Regions from separate parts of the Homo sapiens genome. Here region 1 is linked to region 2. Evidence: chromatin contacts called from ENCODE Hi-C or POLR2A ChIA-PET data. All regions are on one chromosome and are shown on one strand. The core of a region is the stretch at or near the end of the contact, and the rest is flanking DNA. Distances in the headings are between cores, read along the strand shown. Region 1 overlaps PTPN21 (protein tyrosine phosphatase non-receptor type 21). Region 2 has its middle 15 kb from the start of LINC02308.

Region 1 (5,431 bases), core at 2,826-5,325, 7.1 Mb after region 2:
GTAATCCCAACATTTTGGGAGGCTGAGGCTGGCAGATCACGAGATCAGGAGTTCAAGACCAGCCTGGCCAACATAGTGAAACCCCATCTCTACTAAAATTACAAAAATTAGCCAGGCATGGTGGTGCATGCCTGTAGTCCCAGCTACTCGGGAGGTTGAGGCAGGAGAATTGCTTGAACCAGGGAGGCAGGGGTTGTGGTAAGCCGAGATTGCGCCACTGCACTCCAGCCTGGACAACAGAGTGAGACTCCATCTCAAAAAAACAAACAAACAAAAAACCTCTGTGATACAGCAAAAGCAGCTCTAAGAGCATTAAATATACATTAAATATATATTAACTCATAGCATTAAATGCCTGTATCAAAAAGTCTGAAAGAGCACACAGACAATCTATGCTCACAACTCAAGGAACTAGAGAAACAAGAACCAACCAAACCCAAACCCAGCAGAAAAAAAGAAATAACAAAGATCAGAGCAGAACCAAATGAAATTGAAACAAAACAAAACAAAAACAAAAAGCTGGTTCTTTGAAAAGGTAAACAAAATTGATTGACCATTAGCGAGATTAACCAAGAAAAGAGAATATCTAAATAAGCTCAATTAGAAATGAACTGGGAGATATTACAACCAATACCACAGAAATACAAAAGATCATTCAAGTCTACTATGAACGCCTTTGCGTGCATAAACTAGAAAACCTAAGGGAGATGGATAAAATCCTGGAAATAGACAACTCTCCTAGATTAAACCAGGAAGAAACAGAAACTCTGGACAGACCAATAACAAGTATTGAGGCTGAAACGGTAATTAAAAAAAAAAAAACTGCCAACAAAAAACAAGTCCAGGACCAGATGGATTCACAGCTGAATTCTATCACACATTCAAAGAAGAATTGGTACCAATCCTACTGAAACTATTCCAAAAGATAGAGAAAGAGGGAATCCTCCCTAAATCATTCTATGAAGCCAGCATTACCCTAATACCAAAACCAGGAAAGGACATAACAAGTACAGATATTTTCAGCTCTATTTTAAAATGTTTAAATACAACAAATTCAGTTCATTAAGTCTAAGAAAAAAAATGAGCCAGAAATAGACGAGCCTATGAGTTCATTACAATTTCTATTTTCTAATATCTATACTTACGTCAAGATTTTGTGCCGTTTGACAGTTAACTGGCAACCTCACGTGAACATAATTGAAGAACAGAGAATAGGGAAAAATGTGTTTGAGCAATCAAAAATACATATTAAAGTCAATGTTATAAAGTATATGCCCTTGACAAAGAAGAAATTTCTCCTATCTCTTTTATGGATTTTTTTTCTTATTTTATACATACTTTTAATGAGTTTAGCGATTTGGTAATCCAATCCAAAGCAGATTAAAAGATGACAAATTAAAGGAAAAGGGCTTATTTAATAATAGCAAGTTGGCAGTAGAGGGAAGTGATGGGCAACATTCTTTTTAGCAAAGGAGAACACGTACATAACAAACAAAAACCCCTTAAATAGAATTTACAAAGAATTACAAATATATGGGAGTCTGGAGTTACTTACTAAAGAAACAAATAACTCCAAACATTAATTAGTCATGTATTCAACAACAATCACTGTTCCTAAAAGCAGAGGTAGTATCCTTTATTTACGACAGATAGAAATTTATAAATTGTTTCCAAAACTTAGCACTCCAAATAGTTTGGACAAAGGAGTCAACCTTGTTTATCAGGCAAAGTTAGTTATGAAGCGCTTCATTTCCCAAAGAAATAACTTATTTCCAAGAAATAACTTATTTTCCAAAAATAACTTATTTTATATAAAGCTTTACAGTACTCTAGCCAATTTAATTGGGGTTTCATTACTTCACTTACAAGTACAAGCATATTTTCCAAAGCCAAACATGAAAGCTGTTTCCATTTCTGTTTTGGTACCTGCTGTTATTTGTTTTTTGAAAGGTTTAACTAGTAGCATAGAAGCTAATTACAGTCACGTGCCGCATAACAATGTTTTAGTCAACGACAGACCACAAATGCGATGGTGGTCCCCTAAGACTGTAACAGCTGAAAAATTCCTATCACATAGTGATGTTGTAGTTGCTAAGTTGCAGTGCAATGCATTACTCACATGTCTGTAGTGATGCTGGTATAAACAAACCTATCGTGCTACCAATTGCACAAAAGCACAGCACATACAACTATGTACAGTACATAACACTGGACGATAATAAATGACTATGTTACTGATTTATGCATTTATTATACTTTTTATTTAGAGTGTACTCCTATTTATAAAAAAGTTAACTGTAGGCCAGGTGCAGTAGCTCCCATCTGTAATCCCAGTGCTTTGGGAGACTGAGGCCAGAGGATCACTTGAGCCAAGGAGTTCAAGAACAGCCTGGGCAACATAGTGAGACCCCATCACAACAAAAAATACAAAAATCAGCCAGGTGTGGTGGTGTAGACCCAACTAGGAGGCTGAGGCAGGAGGATTGCTTGAGCCCAGAAGTTCGAGGCTGCAGTGAGCTGTGATTGAGCCACTGCACTACAGCCTGGGTGACAGAATGAGACCCTCTTTCAAATAAAAAAAACAGTGAACTGGAAATCAGCCTCAGGAGGTTTCCAGAAGAAGGCATTGTTATCATAGGGGATGACAGAGCCATGCATGTTACCGCCCCTGAAAACTGTCCAGGAGGACAAGATGTGGAGGTGAAAGAAAGTGTTATTGATGATCCTGACCCTGTTTAAGGCTAGGCTAATATGTGTGTCTTAGTTTTCAACACAGAAGTTTAAAAAGTGGCCGGGCACGGTGGCTCACACGTGTAATCTCAGCATTTTGGGAGGCCAAGGTGAGTGGATCACTTGTGGCGAGGAGAGTTCAAGATCAGCCTGGCCAACGCGGCAAAAACCCACCTCTGCTAAAAATTAAAAAAAAGGGGGGGCGGGGGGCGCTTGGTGGTGCACACCTGTAATCCCAGCTACTTGGGAGGCTGAAGCACAAAAATGGCTTGAACCCAGGACGCAGAGGTTGCAGTAAGCCAAGATCACGCAACTGTACCCCAGCCTGGGCAACAAAGTAAGACTGTCTCAAAAGAAAAAAAAAAAAGTTTAAAAAGTAAAAAACAAAAAAATACTTTAAAATAGAAAAAAGCTTATAGGGTAAGGATATAGATATTTTTGTATAGCTGTACAATGTGTCTGTGTTTTAACCTATGTTATTACAAGAGTCAAAAGTTTTAAAAATTTAAAAGTTTGTAAAGCAAAAACGTTATAGTAAGCTGAGGTTAATTTATTATCGAAGGCCAGGTGTGGTGGCTCATGCCTGTAATCCCAGCACTTTAGGAGGCCGAGGTGGGAGGATCACCTGAGGTCAGGAGTTCAAGACAAGCCTGGCCAACATGTTGAAACCCCATTTCTACTAAAACTACAAAAATTAGCCAGGTGTGGTGGTGCACGCCTATAATTCCAGCTACTTGGGAGGCTGAGGCTACTTGGGAGAATGCTTGAGCCTGGAAGTCGAGGCTGCAGTGAGCCATGATTGCGTCACTGCACTCCAACCTGGGCAACAGAGTGAGACTCTGTCTTAAAAAATTAAAAAATTGTGATATATTTAATGTAGCCTAGCTGTACAGTGTTTCTAGAGGCTACAATAGTGTCCTACTACTATAGTGCAACTTCCTAGGCCTTCGTATTCACTGACTCACCCACAGCAACTTTTAGTTCTGCAAGCGCCATTCACGGTAAGTACCCTATACAGGTGTACCTTTTTAATCTTTTACCTCACATTTTTACTGCACCTTTTCTATGCTTAGATATGTTTAAGTACACAAATACTCACCATTGTTATATATATATAATTACCTACAGTATTCAGTATAGTAACATGTTGGACAGGTTTATTATAGCCTACCAGGACTAGGCCACAGCACATAGCAGGTGTGCAGTAGGCTATACCACGTAGGTTTAAGTACTCCCTGTGATGTTCACACAACAATGAAATTGCCTAACGAATTTCTTAGAACATTTCCCTGTCCTTAAGTGACACATGGCTGTATTTCCCCCGGGTGACAATGCCTGAGATTCCAATAGCTGCCACTAGCATGGTGTGGTACAAAGAGCACTAGATTTGCAGGCAAAAGGCTCGGCCTTTGAGTCCTGACTTTACCACTTGCCAGCTCTGGAATGTCTCACTTCCTCACTGAGTCTGTTTCTTAATAGGGAATTTAACATGTACTCTTCCTTCCTCAAAATTGTGGTGAAGAACTTTGTAAGTTCTAATCGTACTGATAATACTGAAAAGCACTCTTACCTTTGTCATGGTACCTATATTTAGCAGATAGGATCTCTTCAGGTATGACAGAAAATAGAATAAAACTTGAATCAAGCATGCTTCTTCCTTGAAAATATCACTATTCAAATAACAGTCAAACTAATTTCTTCCTTTAAAGTCTGAACATACCAGGACTTTTACTAAAAGAAAGGCAAAAACTTTGCTACAGACAGGCCCATGTGCCTGAAATTTTAACTACTGCCTTGGTCTAGGATATCTTCCCAGAAGCACACATCCTCTCTTCCTTGAGTCCAAATCTTCTGGACTATGCACGTCCTGTTAATGGAGTTCGTTTAATTGTAACAGAAGTTTTCCAGCAGACAGCCTTTAGTTATTGGCGTTCAGTTCATGTCTCCTGCCACACTTTGTTATATAACTTTCCAGTGCTTTTCCTGATAAGAAACTTTACCTCCACGTGGCTTCTCTTTCTCCACAGCTGCATCCACTCTCACTGGTGATCAAAGCAAATTGACTTGACCTGTGGGAAACTCATTCCAGCAGAAGTTGTTAAATCACTGAATCTTCTAGCATCCCCTAGATCAATTCTCAATAGTCACTGTAGAGAATTTTGTGAAACTTTCATTGTCAGGTGTGTTTACATTCTCCCTTCCTTTCCTATTTTGTTATGAACAAACATATCAGGATAGTTTTCAAAAAGTTATTCAATGATTTCTTCATAGTTGTTTAAAATTTTTTCATAGCTACTCTTCTAAAATTGTACAGATAACTGTGCCTGCTTTGTAAACTACAGTAAAAATAAAAGTTAAAACAAACTTGGCTTCTTTTCAGCACAATATGGTTGACTTACTTTACATGAACTGATGTTGACTGAGAACAAAGTGATTTGATAACCAAGTTTTTTGTTCAAAGCAAAAGAGAGTTTACAAATTTGAGATGGGGAAAAAATGTGCAGCACCCAAATCATAGTCCCCTAAGGAGACGTCAGCTATTAAAAGCAGGTCCAAATCCTGTCAGAATGTAAACCCTTTCCTAATCCCTAAGTCATTTCTCGTCTAATTATTTTAAGAGTCTTTTTGGTTGTACTATTTTTAAAGTAGAGCAGAGGGACACAGAAATTAGCTGAAGGGTTTTTAAAGCCACTGATGCATT
Region 2 (5,215 bases), core at 578-3,077:
CATTGAGCACCGAGTGAGCGAGACTCCGTCTGCAATCCTGGCACCTCGGGAGGCCGAGGCAGGCAGATCACTCGCGGTCAGGAGCTGGAGACCAGCCCGGCCAACACGGCGAAACCCCGTCTCCACCAAAAAATGCAAAAACCAGTCAGGTGTGGCGGCGCGCGCCTGCAATCCCAGGCACTCTGCAGGCTGAGGCAGGAGAATCAGGCAGGGAGGTTGCAGTGAGCCGAGATGGCGGCAGTACAGTCCAGCCTCCGCTTTCACAACTTTGGTGGCATCAGAGGAAGACCGGGGACAGGGAGAGGGAGACGAGGGAGAGGGAGAGGGAGAGGGAGATGGGAGAGGGAGAGGGAGACGGGGGAGGGAGAGGGAGACGGGGGAGGGAGAGGGAGACGGGGGAGGGAGAGGGAGACGGGGGAGGGAGAGGGAGACGGGGGAGGGAGAGGGAGAGGGAGACGAGGCAGAGGGAGACGAGGGAGATCCTAAAAAAGAATTCTTCTAAGGAGCCCTTTTAGACATTTTCCCCTCCTAATTGTCCTTCTCCTCCCCACTATGTATAAAACTTTAATACCACAAATATACTGTCTATCTGTTTATGTTTATACATAAAGCTGTTTATAGGACCTCTTGGAGGATGACAAACCATTGTAATATCTAGGACTTTTTCACACCCTACCGGGAGCCCATTCTCTCCTCCTTGGAGTCACATCGCTCCCATTGACCACTCACGGTATAGGATGACTGTGCTAGTTTCCTAGGCTTATTGTAACCAATTACACCACAAACTTGGTGGCTTAAAACAACAGAAACTTATTCTCTCATAGTTCTGGAGTCCAGAAGGTCAAAATTAAGGTGTCTGCAGGGCTGTGCTACCTCCGGAGGCCCTAAAAGGGAACCCTTCCTGACCTCTTCCGGCTCCTAGTGGCTCCTGGCATGGCTTGTGGCAGCTGAACTCTGATCTCTGCCTCCATCTTCACAAAGCATTTTCCTCTGCTCTGTGTCTTCTCCTTTTCTGTGTGTCAAATCTCCCTCCACCTTTCCCATATAAGGACACCTGTTGGCCGGGCATGGTGGCTCACACCTGTAATCCCAGCATTTTGGGAGGCCGAGGCGGGTGGATCACGAGGTCAGGAGTTCAAGACCAGCCTGGCCAAGATGGTGAAACCCTGTCTCTACAAAAAATACAAAAATTAGACTGGCGTGGTGGCAGGTGCTTGTAATCCCAGCTACTCCAGAGGCTGAGGCAGAGAATTGCTTGAACCCAGGAGGTGGAGGTTGCAGTGAGCCGAGATCGCACCACCGCACTCCAGCCTGGGCGACAGAGTGAGACTCCCTCTCAAAATAAATAAATAAATAAATAAATAAATAAATAAATAATAAAATTTAAAAAATAAGGACACCTGTCACTGGATTTTGGGCCCACACTGATAATCTAGAATATCTCAGCTGGTGATCTTTAACTTTTTCCAAATAAGGCTACACACACAGGTGCCAGTGCCTAAGACATCTCTTTATGGAAGCCATCATTTAGTCACGATGATGACGAAAATATTTCTAGAGGCAGGGGGTGCATCACTTGCCTACAGAGGAACGTCACATTCATTCTTCAGCGACATCAGCCAGAAAGCTGTGTACACGTCACAACTCACACTGCTGGCCTAGTGTACTTTTTAACATTTTGTGATGTTTCTAGTAGTTACAGTGATTTTATTCCAGGAAATCTGGGGAGCACCTGTCCCTCAGATTTTGCCTACCCCAGAAAAGACGTCTGAAAAACTTCGAAAAACCCAGAAAGTTTTATCGCCTAAACTTTGCCTCAGATGTAGCCCTTTTGTGCCCTCTAGTGGAAATTACGGTAACTGCAGTCATACTTTTCCGAGGAACCGGTAGTCGCAGATTTAAAAAGATTAGTGAGACATAAGTTGCGTTTCAACCCAAAAAAGGAGCTTGGACCGTCTATACTATGATCCAATCCAATGTACTGTGCATCTTTGAGAGAAGCAATGCTAAACAGAGCAAAAGGAAACTGCCTGAGTTGTGAATTCGGTTCTTCTCTGCCCTGCACTTCCTTTTTACAGAAACAAAAGAAGTGGAGGCTGCTTGGGGGAGGAAGACAGAATGATGACAGCTGTGTATCTCCTCCAGCCATAAAATCCTAAGAAGGGGGTGCAGCGCTTTCCTTAAAGAGATATTAAAACGTCTTGGTTTTCAGTTTTTAATCGTACTTTGGCCAGAGTATCACTACTTGGTAACACTTTCATTTATTTATTATTATTTTTTTTTTGAGACAGAGTCTCGCTCTCTCACCCAGGCTGGAGTGCAGTGGCGCGATCTTGTTTCACCACAACCTCCGCCTCCTGCAAGCAGTTCTCTGCCTCAGCCTCCCGAGTAGCTGGGATTACAGGTGCACGCCATTACACCCGGCTATTTATTTTTATTTTTATTTTTATTTTTATTTTTAGTAGAGATGGGGTTTCACCATGTTGGCCAGGCTGGTCTTGAACTCTTGACCTCATGATTCACCCGCCTTGGCCTCCCAAAGTGTTGGGATTACAGGCATGAGCCACCTTGCCCAGCCGGTAACACTTTTAAGAAAATCTAAGCAAATCCTCCAACTATATTTCTTGCAATTTCTCATCATTATGATCTCATGACAGTGTCAACCTACTGGAGGAAGAAAGACATGCGTGGAAAGGCCATGCCCCGTGTAAGAATATTCACGCCCAACAGCATCTCCAGGTAGCATTCGTGGAAGAGTTAGCCCCCAGCTCCGTCACAGTGCCCCTCCTTCCTGGCACAAGGCCTTCGCCTTAATAAGCATTCAGGCGGTGTTGAGTGGAATTGCCACACTGTATCAAGGAGGGCGGGGGCTGCCTTGGTTTCTTTTCAGCGGTGGCTTAAGTACTCAGTGTTTCCTGCTTTTTGGTTGGCAAAGGGCTTTGTCACTTCAGTGGATTGCCTTCAATGTAGAGCCCTCCTGACCCAATTTCTGGAGCACCGCCACCCCACTGCGGGGTAGAAGTTGTCATCCCTGGGTCCCCCATGGGCCATGAAAGCACCTGCCAGACATACTCACTTTCTTTTCCCTCCTTGAAGCTGTTTTTCTAGGAGGGATTTCTCCTGCTTTCTTGGGAACAGGGAGAATTGATTGGGTAACTAGTTCAGAGAAATCTTACATGAAGTAGCTAGTTAAGTACACAGTGCCACATAAGTCGTTCAAGTACATTTGTATTTAGGCAGGTTTTCACAAGAGATGACTCTGGGTCTTCACTATCTTTCAGAATGTTATTTCTACTGGAAAGTCCATCTGCTCATTCAAATTCAAATATATATATATATATATATATATATATATAGCCAGCCGTGGTGGCTCATGCCTGTAATCCCAGCACTTTGGGAGGCCAAGGTGGGCGGATCACCTGAGGTCAGGAGTTTGAGACCAGCCTGGCCAACATGGAGAAACCCCGTCTCTACTAAAAATACAAAAATTAGCTGGGCATGGTGGTGGGTGCCTGTAATCCCAGTCACTCAAGAGGCTGAGGTAGGAGAATCGCTTGAACCTGGGAGGTGGAGGTTGCAGTGAGCTGAGATCCCACTGCTGCACTCCAGCCTGGGTGACAGAGTGAGACTCCATTTTATATAAATATAAATAAATAAATAAACAAACAAATATATATATAGATGGAGTCTCCCTCCGTGGCCGTCGCCCAGGCTGGAGTGCAGCGGCATCATCTTGGCTCACTGCAACCTCCGCATCCCGGCTTCAAGCGATTCTCATGCCTCAGTCTCCCTAGTGGCTGGGATTACAGGTATGCACCATCATGTCTGGCTAATTTGTAATTCAACTATTAATCAGTCCTAAGTGTTGGACATTGTGCCAAGCTCTGGGCACACACCACACTGGTGGGTGAGATGGACTGGTGCCTGTCCTTTTGAGATTTAACAATAGGGATATGAAGATTAATTAAATACCATAATCAATAAGTGCTATAAAGGGAAAACACGGGGGATGTATAACAGATGGTCTTGATTTAATGGGGGGGCAGTCAGGCAAGTCTGAGCAGAGACTTGGAGGAGAGTGAGCTTGGGCAGAGGGCAGAGGGAGGGAAAAAAGGCACAGCATAGTGTTGAGGCCCCAGCAGTGAGGAGAATTGAAATAGGTATGATGAATACTGCTCACGCACACACTCCCCCGTTAGTTCCATTAATCTCCATTAGCTCAGCTATTTCAGGTAAATGGATGTGGGAGGTCTCATTCTAAATTTGTAGACAAACTGAGTTGGTAGCAGTTAAATGAGAAGCTCTTACAAATTCCAACCAGGGAAGTAGCGTTAGTCTTGCCAAGCGCCTGAAGGCCACTGTTTAGGGAGTCCTTGAAGGTAGTGCTGATACCCGATTCACTGTGTCACCCTGTATTACACTTGATAGCAATTGATAGCATAAGTTATACACAGAGATGTGATCTAGAAGCAAGTCAAACGCTGATGTTTTCCGTAACTATTTACTAACTATAAAGTTTGCTGATACCATGGAGAAGAATGAATTTGTGATTGTGGCAGCCTCATCTGAAGAGGGCCACCATCCACTCCTTCCCTCCTTGGATGCCCAAGTCACTCCTCCACTGGGAGGTGGATCCTGTTTCTCCAACCAGCAACCCTTGAATCTGGGCTGGCCCAAGTGACCTGTGGACCAATAGGATGCAGTGGAATGATGGTTGAGTGTTTTTGTTGTTGTTGTTGTTGTTGTTGTTGTTGTTGTTTTTTGAGATAGAGTCTTGCTCTGTTGCCCAGGCTGGAGTGCAGTGGTGCAAGCTGGGCTCACTGCAAGCTCTGCCTCCTGGGTTCATGCCATTCTCCTGCCTCATCCTCCCGAGTAGCTGGGACTACAGGTGTCCACCACCACGCCTGGCTAATTTTTTGTATTTTTAGTTGAGGTGGGGTTTCACCATGTTAGCCTGGATGGTCTCGATCTCCTGACCTCATGATCTGCCTGCCTCGGCCTCCCAAAGTGCTGGGATTACAGGCATGACCCACCACACCTGGCCAATGGTTGAGATTTCTAAGTCTAGTCCTAAGAAGCCCCTGAGCACCATCTTGGCTCTTGGAGTGCTCACTCTGAGGCAGTTTTGTCTGCCCCGAGATCCCCACACGTGGAGAGGGTGATGCTGGCCAGCCCAGCCTGGGCACCAGGCATGTGTGTGAAGGAGCCATGTTGG

What was found. Hi-C counts contacts between places; a loop is a spot of excess contacts on that map. ChIA-PET counts read pairs that join two places held with the same protein, here RNA polymerase II (POLR2A).
Region 1: a loop to region 2 is called in a map of posterior vena cava, with 34 times the contacts of the local background. The contact joins two enhancer-like sites. A Hi-C loop is called at or near these places in 1 of 168 maps with a recorded cell type or tissue (posterior vena cava). POLR2A ChIA-PET finds 5 or more read pairs at or near these places in 1 of 52 experiments (H1).

The regions. Positions count from the first base shown.
Region 1 is chr14:88,531,301-88,536,731 of GRCh38, forward strand. All of the region lies in intron 2 of PTPN21 (protein tyrosine phosphatase non-receptor type 21), which reads right to left. Among named protein-coding and RNA genes, the nearest start is that of PTPN21, 21 kb to the right of the region's middle. Within about 2 kb of position 4,076, at least 3 of the 41 ENCODE cell types and tissues checked have a DNase peak (open chromatin) inside an H3K27ac peak, as active enhancers do.
Region 2 is chr14:81,462,849-81,468,063 of GRCh38, forward strand. No RefSeq gene overlaps it. Among named protein-coding and RNA genes, the nearest start is that of LINC02308, 15 kb to the left of the region's middle. Within about 2 kb of position 1,828, at least 12 of the 41 ENCODE cell types and tissues checked have a DNase peak (open chromatin) inside an H3K27ac peak, as active enhancers do.